Regions from separate parts of the Homo sapiens genome. Here region 2 is linked to region 1. A link is a loop called in an ENCODE intact Hi-C map of the cell type or tissue named here. Cell type or tissue: dorsolateral prefrontal cortex. All regions are shown on one strand. Each heading gives the region's core, and the rest is flanking DNA. Links, peaks and the distances in the headings are about the cores only.

Evidence for each region. A loop is a pair of places that touch in the nucleus more often than their neighbours do. Peaks named below come from ENCODE experiments on the same cell type or tissue, not always from the same donor. Only the 100,000 strongest peaks of a DNase experiment are listed, where the experiment ranks them.
Region 2: it touches region 1 in a loop (4-fold over the local background); 12 of 110 quality-filtered maps call a loop at or near these places.

Annotation. Positions count from the first base shown.
Region 1 is chr13:97,357,319-97,362,701 of GRCh38, forward strand. It overlaps MBNL2 (muscleblind like splicing regulator 2), which reads left to right. Exons shown (of 9, transcript NM_001382683.1): 7 at 164-317. Among named protein-coding and RNA genes, the nearest start is that of RAP2A, 74 kb to the right of the region's middle. RefSeq lists a silencer at 2,402-2,471. In dorsolateral prefrontal cortex, for the core only: CTCF peaks have their summits at 2,334 (motif pointing left) and 2,542; a DNase peak (open chromatin) is centred at 2,333; H3K27ac peaks cover 4,803 bases.
Region 2 is chr13:97,239,675-97,245,057 of GRCh38, forward strand. The region is part of intron 1 of MBNL2 (muscleblind like splicing regulator 2); the gene reads left to right. LOC101927385 (a long non-coding RNA gene) reads right to left here. Exons shown (of 4, transcript XR_001749966.2): 4 at 3,180-3,231. Among named protein-coding and RNA genes, the nearest start is that of MBNL2, 20 kb to the left of the region's middle. In dorsolateral prefrontal cortex, for the core only: no CTCF peak of the experiment used is centred there; a DNase peak (open chromatin) is centred at 3,327; H3K4me3 peaks cover 5,000 bases; H3K27ac peaks cover 5,000 bases.

The sequences.
Region 1 (5,383 bases), core at 182-5,181:
TTCTCACTCATTCGACATTGCCGCTGTTTAAATTAAGGTGCATGGCAGAGGCATCTCCTTAGCTGTCATTTTTAAAAAGAATGTTGCAATTGATGATCTCTGTGAACATGGAAGGTGTGTTTGCTTTAAGTTAGACATATCTTATCGAATTCTTCATTTCTAGGCCTTTCCCCCTGGTGCTCTTCATCCTTTACCAAAGAGACAAGCACTTGAAAAAAGCAATGGTACCAGCGCGGTCTTTAACCCCAGCGTCTTGCACTACCAGCAGGCTCTCACCAGCGCACAGTTGCAGCAACACGCCGCGTTCATTCCAACAGGTATGTGCCCTTACTGCCCTACGTCCTGTGCCCTTCTGGTCATGTGCTTTCTTCTCATTTCTCTAAGCTGTTTGGTGGCATCTAGTTTGCTTTTGAAGGTATAATACAGTTTGAAATTCATCGTTGTCCTAGCTATCTAAATGTATTTACCTTACTTTGAATGATAGCTAAAGACTGTTAGGATTCTAAAGCCAAATATTTGATAGATTGAAGAGACAGATTTAACCCATGAGAAACAGCAGTTAGGGCTTTTGGTTTCTTGTATTTGCACAAGCCCTGTAAAATTGTTTATGTAAATAAGACCTTTTATGTGTGACAATTGAAATTTGTCCTTAACTCTGAATGACCTAAAAATAGCAATTCCAGTAAATACTAACCATTTTTTTCTATTTCTATTCAGAGCACTAAAACAATGAGGCTATTCAAATTAAAGCAATTCTCTACTCATATTTTTATATTCATTCTATCTCTTTCTCCATCCTTCTCAACTTTCACCAAGTTCACAAGTATATAGAGCTCTTATCCTCAGTGTCTAAGCCAATGCCTGATACTATTACGTACGATGTGCATTAACTATGATTCCACTAAAAGATCCATTGTAATAGTCATAGAATCTTAGAGTTTAAAGGACTCTTAGTGATCTCCTCATCCAGCTGATTGTTTTACAGATGAGAAAACTGAGGCCCCCTAAATGAGAAGTGACTTTCCAAGGTGCCACAACTAATGAGAAAAAGAACTGAGTTTCCCTGTGACCAAACCCATTTACATCACATTCTACCACCTGGGCCCGCCTATATATACACATTCCACAGAGTTCTCCTGAAAAAAGAAAAAAGCAGATAAAAGTGAATTTTTAAATAACTGACCCCAAAAAGTCAGATAAAAGTAAAAAAACAAAAGTATAAATCATGTCATCCCTCCCCCATTTGCACCGACATCTCTAACCACAGACACACACACGCACACCATACGCAAAGATAGTCACCATAATTGACCATGTTTTTCACCTTTTAGTCAATGTTAGAAGCAAGGGGTAACTTAAGTCCTGGTGGGAAGACCATCCATTGAGTTCTTTGAAAGTCAACATTTTTCAGCCCACGATAGTGAAATGAAAGTAAATATAAATGAATAACAATTCTAACAAAAAGAGTTTTTTGATTCAAATCCATTAGTTTGAACTTTTCGAGCTTATTATCCATTTCCTTAAATCCCATAGCTTATCAGAGTTAACATCAGAGGGAGGTAAAATATTTCTGTGATATTCTTTGTATAAAATCTACACTTTGAAATGGATTAGTAACCTGTGAACAATACATATTTTAGTTAACATATAAATTATGTGAGCAAAGTGGTTTTCAGTGTTTTTTTCTTATTTTAGTTTTGAACCTGTCTTAAACTCACAGACTTGTAGAAGAAATCTCTAATTCAGTATTTATTAGGAGTTCACTTTTGCCCTATTACAGCCTTAATTAGTGACATCCCAGTGCTGTTACAGCATAGCAGTGTCTTAATATGTAATCTAATTGAAATAACACATTTGTAAAATAATTACTAGAAGGTAAACTTACGTTAATGTCCTGTGTGGTTTCTACAAAGTGTGTCATTGTAGACCTCTTGGCCACTAGATATTTTAAGATAAAAAAAAAAAAATTAAGGAAGAATATACTGAGGGGAAAAACGTAAAAGGAGAAGCCTGTTTCTGAAGAATGGATGTTACTGCCATTACCATGTCCTGGGAATACCTATGAAGCTCTGGTGCTAAGCCTGCCAAAAGAATCTGAAGCCCTCCAGCACATGTTTAACTCTCAAACCCAACAATGACTGATTTGTTAAATCACTGAAAGAATCATCACTTTAAAATGTTTCACCTTTTAAACATTTTAAAGCAAGGATAAACATTTCCAAAGCAAGGATAAACAACATCCCTTACGCAACGACCTGATTTTTGTTGATGAAATGTATCTCATGAAGGACCCATACGGCTACATTGGCTGCTGTGGTTGTGTACTTCCGCCCTCTGGTGGATTCTTTAAGAACAGCTTAAGTGTGTCTGGCAACCCTCAATACAGTGGGCTTTGGAAGCCAAAAAGTGGGTCCTAGCGCACCAATACAGTGACTAGAAGGGTTTCCATTTCTTACATGACATGAATATCAGAGTGAACAAGCATGTGGATCTAGTGTTCTGAAATGGTATTTCAACTGCTAAGAATTTTCACATTTCTCTTAAATGAGGAAAGAGAAAATAATTTTATTAAAAGGAAATTAAAATAATCTTTCTCCCGCTTAAACCCATACCAGGAATTTTATTGTTCATTTTAGCTTAAGTTTTTGCTTCTGATTTTCTTTCTTATAAACCCATTTTCAACTTTATTTCTAAAATGATAATGGTAATAATCAATCATTGTTCATCATTGTTGGTTTGAAACCTCTGCAAATCAAGTGAAGATGTTCAAAAATAATTATTATAACTTGGTACATAGAGGACCCATTACTTTTAAATGAACAGATTTTGATTTTTCTATAAATGTTTTACGTAAACATAAATATGAAACAAAAATAGCATTTTTGTTTTAACCATTCATAGTTAAAGCTTTTGATATGATACTAAAATTCTCCCATTGACACAATGTGAATTTGGATTTTAGGAATTCTGCCTCCAGGTTGCAAAGATATTAATATAAAATTTTATGCAAAATATGAGAGTCTTCTCCCAAACTATGCTAAGATAATTATTGCCCTGCTTGATGGCCTAGCACATTTGCCATGGGTGGGAGTTTTCTTTTTTTTTCTTTTTTCATTGGGATTATTTTAACCAAGTAGTTAGACTTTTTCTTTTCTATGTTAGGAAAGTGGCAAAACCACACACACTTACAAAAATAGCAGCATAATAATTCTTGGCATTTCTCTGACAGGTTTATTCTAAGTTACTGTAAGTGTTCTTATAGACATTATCTCATTATTCTTCAAGATGTTGCAGTTCTGTTAGTGGCAGGCACGGTTATTTGCATTTTGCAGATGGAAAAACTGAGGCTGTGTCTACACCGCAAAGTGGAACTACCCAGATAATTCTGGCTCACAGATACGACAGCTGAAATATTTGTGCAACTGAAGCAGAAAACATTTGAGAAGTCTTTGTTCATAGAATTGGTGCCTAGTGAAGTGCTTCAGCTGATCAGAACAAAGGCAACCCACAGAAGCCTTCCTTGATTTATTTCATTATACTGGAAGTACAGAATAAGTAGAACAGGGGACAGTGCCCAGATACAGCCTAATTATGAGAAACGTGTAAATGTTACATCAGATTATCACATGACTTGGTGAAAGATTGATCAGTGTTTAGTGGCATCTGTATCTGCATAAGCACAACAAAATTTATTCCATTCAATTCATTAAAACATACCTTGAACCCGTGGTATGTTCTGGGTTCCAGAGCCAGTAATGAGAATACAAAAGAGTTCATAAAGAGGTGAAAACCAAATATTATACAGAGGATGAAGGAGTACCTGAGGGTCTGGGCAAAGCTATTCGAGAGTGAAGGAGAGGAGACAATGAATTCTGCCTTCAGCATGTGCACCAGGTGGTGGTTACGAAGGATATGGAGAAACAAGACTTTCTGAAGTAGGAGAAATTTGCCTAGGAGTTTGAAGAGAAGCAAGATTTTATCAGTGGGGGAAAAGCATCCCAGTTGGGACATGGGAAGAGTGTACTTGAAGAATAGAAAATTGTCCATTGTAGCTATAACATGAAGTACATACAGGGTATATGCAGAGAGTAGAGGATGGGAGTGTTGTACAAAGGCAGAGATGGGGCTTGCTAAGAAGATCAGGACCAGAATCTGGCATTAAGGGAGCCACACATGCATAAGTTATGCATTTCCAATATCACATCACTATTAGGCCACTTAGAGAGAGAGGCTCATGGAATTAATTTGGTTAAGGATTTCAGCCACATCCAGGACTGAAGCCAAAGTAACATGACTGATCCTAGCCCAGTGTGGCTACAGGAGCTGTGGATTATTTGCAATCCCAATGATATTCACATGCATGGCACAGCAAAGCTCTCCAAGACACCCCCCTCCACACTGGAATGAAAGAAAAATAAGAGCGGATTTTTATAGGCGTAATTTTTTTTTTTTTTTTTTTTTTTTTTTTTGAGACAGAGTCTCGCTCTGTCACCCAGGCTGGAGTGCAGTGGCATGATCTTGGCTCACTGCAACCTCCGCCTCCCGGGTTCAAGAGGTTCTCTTGCCTCAGCCTTCCAAGTAGCTGGGGTTACAAGCGTCTGCCATCACACCTGGCTAATTTTTTTTGTATTTTTCGTAGAGACAGGATTTTACCATCTTGGCCAGACTGGTCTTGATCTCCTTGACCTTGTGATCCACCCACCTCAGCCTCCCAAAGTGCTGGGATTACAGGCGTGAGCCACTGTGCCCAGCCATTTTTTTATGAGTACAAGTTGAGTGCCCCTTGATCCAAAATGCTTGGGACCAGAAATATTTCAGATTTTGGATTTTTTTTTCAGATTTTGGAATATTTGGATTACATTAACAGTTGAGCATCCCATATTTGAAAATCTGAAATCTGAAATGCTCCAAGAAGGATTTTCTTTGAGGGGTATGTCAGCACTCAAAAAGTTTTGGATTTTAGAGCATTTTGGATTTGGATTTTCAGACCTGGAATGCTCAACCTGTACTATGAATGAAAAAGTAGAGTTCAGTGAGATTAAAAATAGAAACTGACTTGATGGCATGGGGAGGTAGGTAAAATAACAATTGAGCATTTTCTAAAGAAGTGACATATACCCTGAGATCTGGAAGATGAAAAGAGTGGGGTGAAGATTATTCTAGGCCAAGGGGACAGCTTGTGGGAAGTTCAAAAATAGGGCAAATGTGTAATGTGTTCAGTTCAAAGAAAAGAAAAATTAATCTGTCTGGAGCATGGTGCCAGGGAGGTGTAAGATGGCCTGGGGAGGTAGTCAGAGACTAGACCACACGGGACCTTTATCCTAAAAGCAATGAGAAACCACTGAATGGTTTCCAGCAGAGGAGTGGCCAGGCCTGCATTTGG
Region 2 (5,383 bases), core at 308-5,307, 120 kb before region 1:
AGAGAGAAACTAAGTGTGAGATACGTGAACTGTGAGTTCTCTGGAGCGTCCTAACTCTTAAAATAAGTTTTAGCTGCTTGAGTGCTGTAGGATAGATACTTCTGGTTATGTGTGGCTGCACAAAATGTACAGCACGTCTGACAAAATGGATTGACCTATTTCTTTGCCCTTGAGGGCCACTCGAAAACTTAATAAAAGACAAGCACATCTACAGACAAACCCAGAATAAGATTTGTAGCCACTGGTACAAGGTTGTATTTCTGGACTATATTCACCTCTCCACCCAACTCCAACCCCAGGAGAAGAAGTTGTATTTTCTTTCCATACCCATTTCAAAAGCTCTCCCAAGTTACTCTGAAGGTTGATTTTGTTAGATACACATACTCTTGGGAAGCTTGTTAGAAGGACAGATTCCAGGGCCCCACCCCAGACTTCTGAATCCTAGGCCCCACCTCCCATGATTCTGACTCGGGGAGTCTGAGGTGGGGCCTAGGAACCCACATTTATTGCTAGACTACACAGTGATGTTGACACAAATTATTCACAGACCTCCTGGCACAGGGGTTAGGAGAACATTCAAATCCTGCACCCAAATCCTGGCTCTGCCACAGACTAGCTGCACAACTTCAGGCAGATTTTGACATCGATTTGAATCTCAGTTTTCTTATCTTTAAAATGGGAGTAATAATTCCCACTTCTTTGGGCGATGCTTGGGATTAAATGAGATCACCTCATGTAACTTAATTACATGAGAAAGTACTTTCTACACTGCACAAAATATACATTAATAAATAAGATATAGTTATCTGGGGTGGACATAAAGCTATTAGAGAATAACCACCAATGAATGCTATAGACCCTCTAAGCAATTCTAGAAAGAGCAGGGGCTTTGACATGACTATTTCTGCAAATTCTTAAAGGCTTGATATCCCTCACAAAGATCCCATTGTTCTTTTAGCAAAATGCAAGAAGGCTTTTTATTCTACAAAAGACTTTTGGGAATGTTTACATTTGAAGGAGATGGTAAAACACTGGAGCATGTTACCCAGACTAAAGGAATCATAGTATTTCTAGGATGATTGAAATGTAGCTGCTTTTGAAAACAGGAGGGCTGGGCTACATTTGGAAAGTTTCATGTAGTGCATGTGTGAAAATGAAGCACTTGAACGAGCTCCGTGATAGGCCATGCCTTGAGCTGTTTTGGCACAGATAAAATTGCTTCTGTCCTCACTCGGGCTGTTTTTAGGTTGTTCAAGCAGATGGTAACTGGCTCACACAGGGGCCAAACTCCTGAGCTTAAAACTTTTGGAAATGAATGACTGACTGACTGAATGAATGAATGAATTTCCTCTGGGTCCAGGAAACACTCCCATTATATCTGCCGTTCCATTCTAGCCCTCTGGTCCCTCAGGAAAGGTTAGCCTCTTTGTTGCTCAGAGCATGAATATGTAAGGATTGGTTCAAGGTGTTTCCTGGAACTGAAGTCCCCTTCCTTCCTGGATGTGCTGACCCAGTTGCCTGTGTTGGAAGACTCAATATCACATGTCCTTTTTTTTCCCCACTGAGAACCCATTAGCAGCAGAGATACTTTCACAAGTTAGGTGTTTGCTGGAGCTCTGGGTCATAAGATTTGGGTCACACACAACCAAGAGGAAAGAAGTGTGGTACAGAGTCCATTTGATCAGCACACAGGGAGAAATAAGAACAGAAACGTGAAAAAAATTCAAAACAGAGGAGGGAGTGCAAAGAAAAATGTATGCTACTCTGAAATCTAAGTCTCCGTTTCAGCTTTCAGTTGAGAAAGGTTTTCAATATTTTCCAAATCAAAGTATATCTACAGATCTTCAAATCCATTGTGAATCATTTTCAAAAGGCTTAGTCCTTTCATTCAGAGCACTGATTAAAATCCAACTGTGTGCCTAGTATCCTGATGCTAGGTAATGAAGTGAAACAATCATGATTGGTAGCAATGGAATTGAGCAGTTAAGACACACATATGCATAAACATTGCACACACGCACGTGTGCAACACAGGCATGCACCCCAAAAGCCATTGGAGAACCCTGAGACCAACCCTATTTCACTTGGGCCCTGGATACTTGCTGCTTCATTTAAGGTGGGAAGGAGGGAGGGGCCATCAGAGTTAGGCGAGTTGGGTCTGACTCCAATTGGAGTGGGCCTTGTGTTGAGCTTAGAAGGATGCCTGGTTTGAGATAACTGTGCAGGAGAGTGGCATACATCCCATATCAAAGGAAACCACTCAAACAAAAGCCAATAGGAGGAAATGAGCTCTTATTGTGTGCACACATGGGGTTCCTCCGAGAGGAAATTGCCTGATTGAGGACACTTCCGATGCCTTCTGAAGCAACAAGGAAAGGCTAGGCCCATGTTCCCACAACTCGGAGAAGGTGTCTCCCTCAACCCTGGGCTAGCTGCAGTGAAATGGGTAGGATTTTGACGACACCACTGCCCACCCCCAACACACTCCTAGACCTCCAGAAACTTCAATTACAAAATGTGTCTTTGGAACCCAAAAGGCAATGTTCTTCTTTGTGCTTTAGGGTGTTTAGATCTAGGAAAGAGGAGGGAGCGGGCACGTGGCTCAAATATGTTGCTCTCTTCATAGCCAAGGCTCCCGCATTTCTTGGGCTGCATTAGGCAACTGAGACACAGCCTGTGCCTTGCAGGGTCACCTTGTTACCAGGATCCTGTTGACTCCCTGGTGCAGGTCAGGCCAACTGAGATGATGTCCCTGGATCTGCTCAGAGGGGTTTTACATTCAGTCCCCTCAGCTAGACAGTAGAGGCATCAACAATCCTGTTACCTGCCGTCTTCTACCCAAAATATAATCCTGACCCTGAACTTGTGATTTTGCAGGGCACAGAGTGGTGTCTGAGACTTGTCCTCGGCCCCATGTGGAACACAGAAACATCCCCAGTCCCCGAGAAATGTAGGGTCTAGAAGAGGAGCATACATTGCAGTTGACATAGCAGAATGAGGACTTCCTGGGTCCCGGGAGCCCCCCGGGGTTGGGGATGAGGGTACCTAAGAAACATTAAAAGAGCTTGGAATAAGCAGGACTTACTTGTTCCTTTTTTTTTTTTTCCCCCCTCCTGTACGTTGCTTGATTGACAGTTTGAGAACAGTTAAGCTTGGATCTGTGGGGATGCTACTATAACTGGCATGTATTATGGAGTCGTTGTCCAATGACATCATCCTCTGAAATTGGTGCTGGTGGAAGGAAAATGAAAGCCGACTGAGCAGGGCTCCGCACGCGGCAGTCCCTCCCCTCCACTGAGCGCATGCGCTCCTGTGCAGGCGTCTCCTTCTTGCCCTCTATCAGCCTGAAGCCCCAAAGCTTGGGCATGAGCTCAGAGTGTCACCAACCCAGCCAACCCCTCCCATATATCCCCCACTGCCCAAGTGACTATCTGCAGCGGTGGCCAGTGGCAGGCACGGACAGTGGATGTGGGAGAGAGAGTTGAACAAAAGACAATGTCCCTTGAACATATCAAGTTCCACTGCAGTTTAGGTAGATGCATTTTCAGTTTACCCTGGAGGATGAAAAATCAAGGTTCTTAGATTGCCTTATGGACTGCTCCTGACGGCTTATTTATTTAGTCAGTCAACAAACCCTAAGTGAGTAGCCAGCATGTGTCGGATGCTGTACTAGGGGTTGGGCTACAAAGATGCATTAGCCTGGCTGCTATTCTGGCCAGGTACAGCAGCAGCAAGGTCAGCCTCAAGGAGGTGAGGATAAATGGAAAGGGGGCACAAGGATCAGGGAGGACAGGACTGGCTGGCTGGGGTAGTAGGGGTAGGGGACAGGGCTGGTCATGATTTTCCAACAAGGGATTTGAACTGGGTCTTGGAGGATGCCCCATATGCCAGAAATCAACGAAAGTGGAGAAGCACGTCAGTCTTCTAATTAGCATGTTCCTTCTAATTAGTTGCTTCTAAGGCATATCAAGTTGCATCTATAAGCTAAAACTAATAGACAATTGAGCATTTAACAGTTTCTTTTTCTTTTCTCTTTTTCTTCTCTCCTCCCCACCCTTGGAGGGGGAAAAAACAACAAACGAATTAAGAGCTAAATTTGCCAGCAAATAGCATTATGTGGATGCAGAGAAAGAGGACTATTTTGCTCATCCTGGATAGGGCTGGGTAACTGAGAATTTTATCCTCCGGCATGGATCTTATTTTGTTATCATTCATCAGAAGTGGCAGGAGAAAAAAGGTAGAGGGAAACTTCTCTGTGGGCTTCTACATGTTCTCCCTACACTTCTGTCTTTCACAGTATCAGAAAGGCAAGGGGGAAAAAAACACACTCTGGTTCTTGATCATAGTAAGGACAGTATTTTACCCTCTCTTTTGGCTAAAAATGACCAAATAAAAAACAGATTCATCTCATGTAACAACGAATAATGGTGGTTTCAAAGTCCTCACAGTTTAAAGGCTAACTTACAGGATTAGGTCATAGACATGCTTGTAAAATTCCAATGTGATTCTTTAGTCATATTTAATTTCAAATATTATCACACACCAACGATAAAAATTTTAAGAAACCTGCTAGTGAAATATTTTCAATGAATTTAAGTTTTCATGCATTTCAAACACGATGACTTTTGTAGCTGTCCTGAATAAACACAAGCTGTAATTTTGAAAGCAACAAATTGACGGATGCAGAGAGGAAACCAGGCCAGTGTCTCGTTAACACTGCTGAATAGATCAAGATCAGAAAAGCCAAGGAAAGCCTGTCATCTGCTAAGAGAAATCGGGAAACAAATAGAGACAAGTCAACTTATAGTCAGTATGAATCCCCTAACCATTGAACTTCACTGAGAACCATGAAACTTTGACTTTTTTCATGTATGAACAGCACTTTTGTGCCTTTGTTTTACAATGTAGACCAACGACTAGATAATGTGCCTTGTTCTTCATTGACTTTGTAATCTCATTCTTTGCCACAAATATAATGGCCTGTTTGTTTTGCTGCTGGTGCACATTGGTCAAAGAATCAGACATTTGTTTCACGGTGCTTGTTTTGAAGAAATCAGTTCTGGGTACATCTTTACACTGCCCATAAAAACAGGGGCTTATCTGGGTGAGAGATACACCAGGTCTGCACTGGGATGGGCTTACATTTATCCACTACTATAGAAAATGAAATTGAAATATAATAAAACTGCATTTTAATCTAATTACTGAAGAGCTTGAATTATAGACTATTCATAAAGATGTACAGTTTTATTCATTATAATGACACACAGCAATTTGAGTTGGCCAAGAGTATTTTATCTAATAATGACCATTAAGAAGTTCTTATTAATAAAGAGATAAGAATGATTTATAAGTAAGATTACAGGTATTTTATCTAAATAAA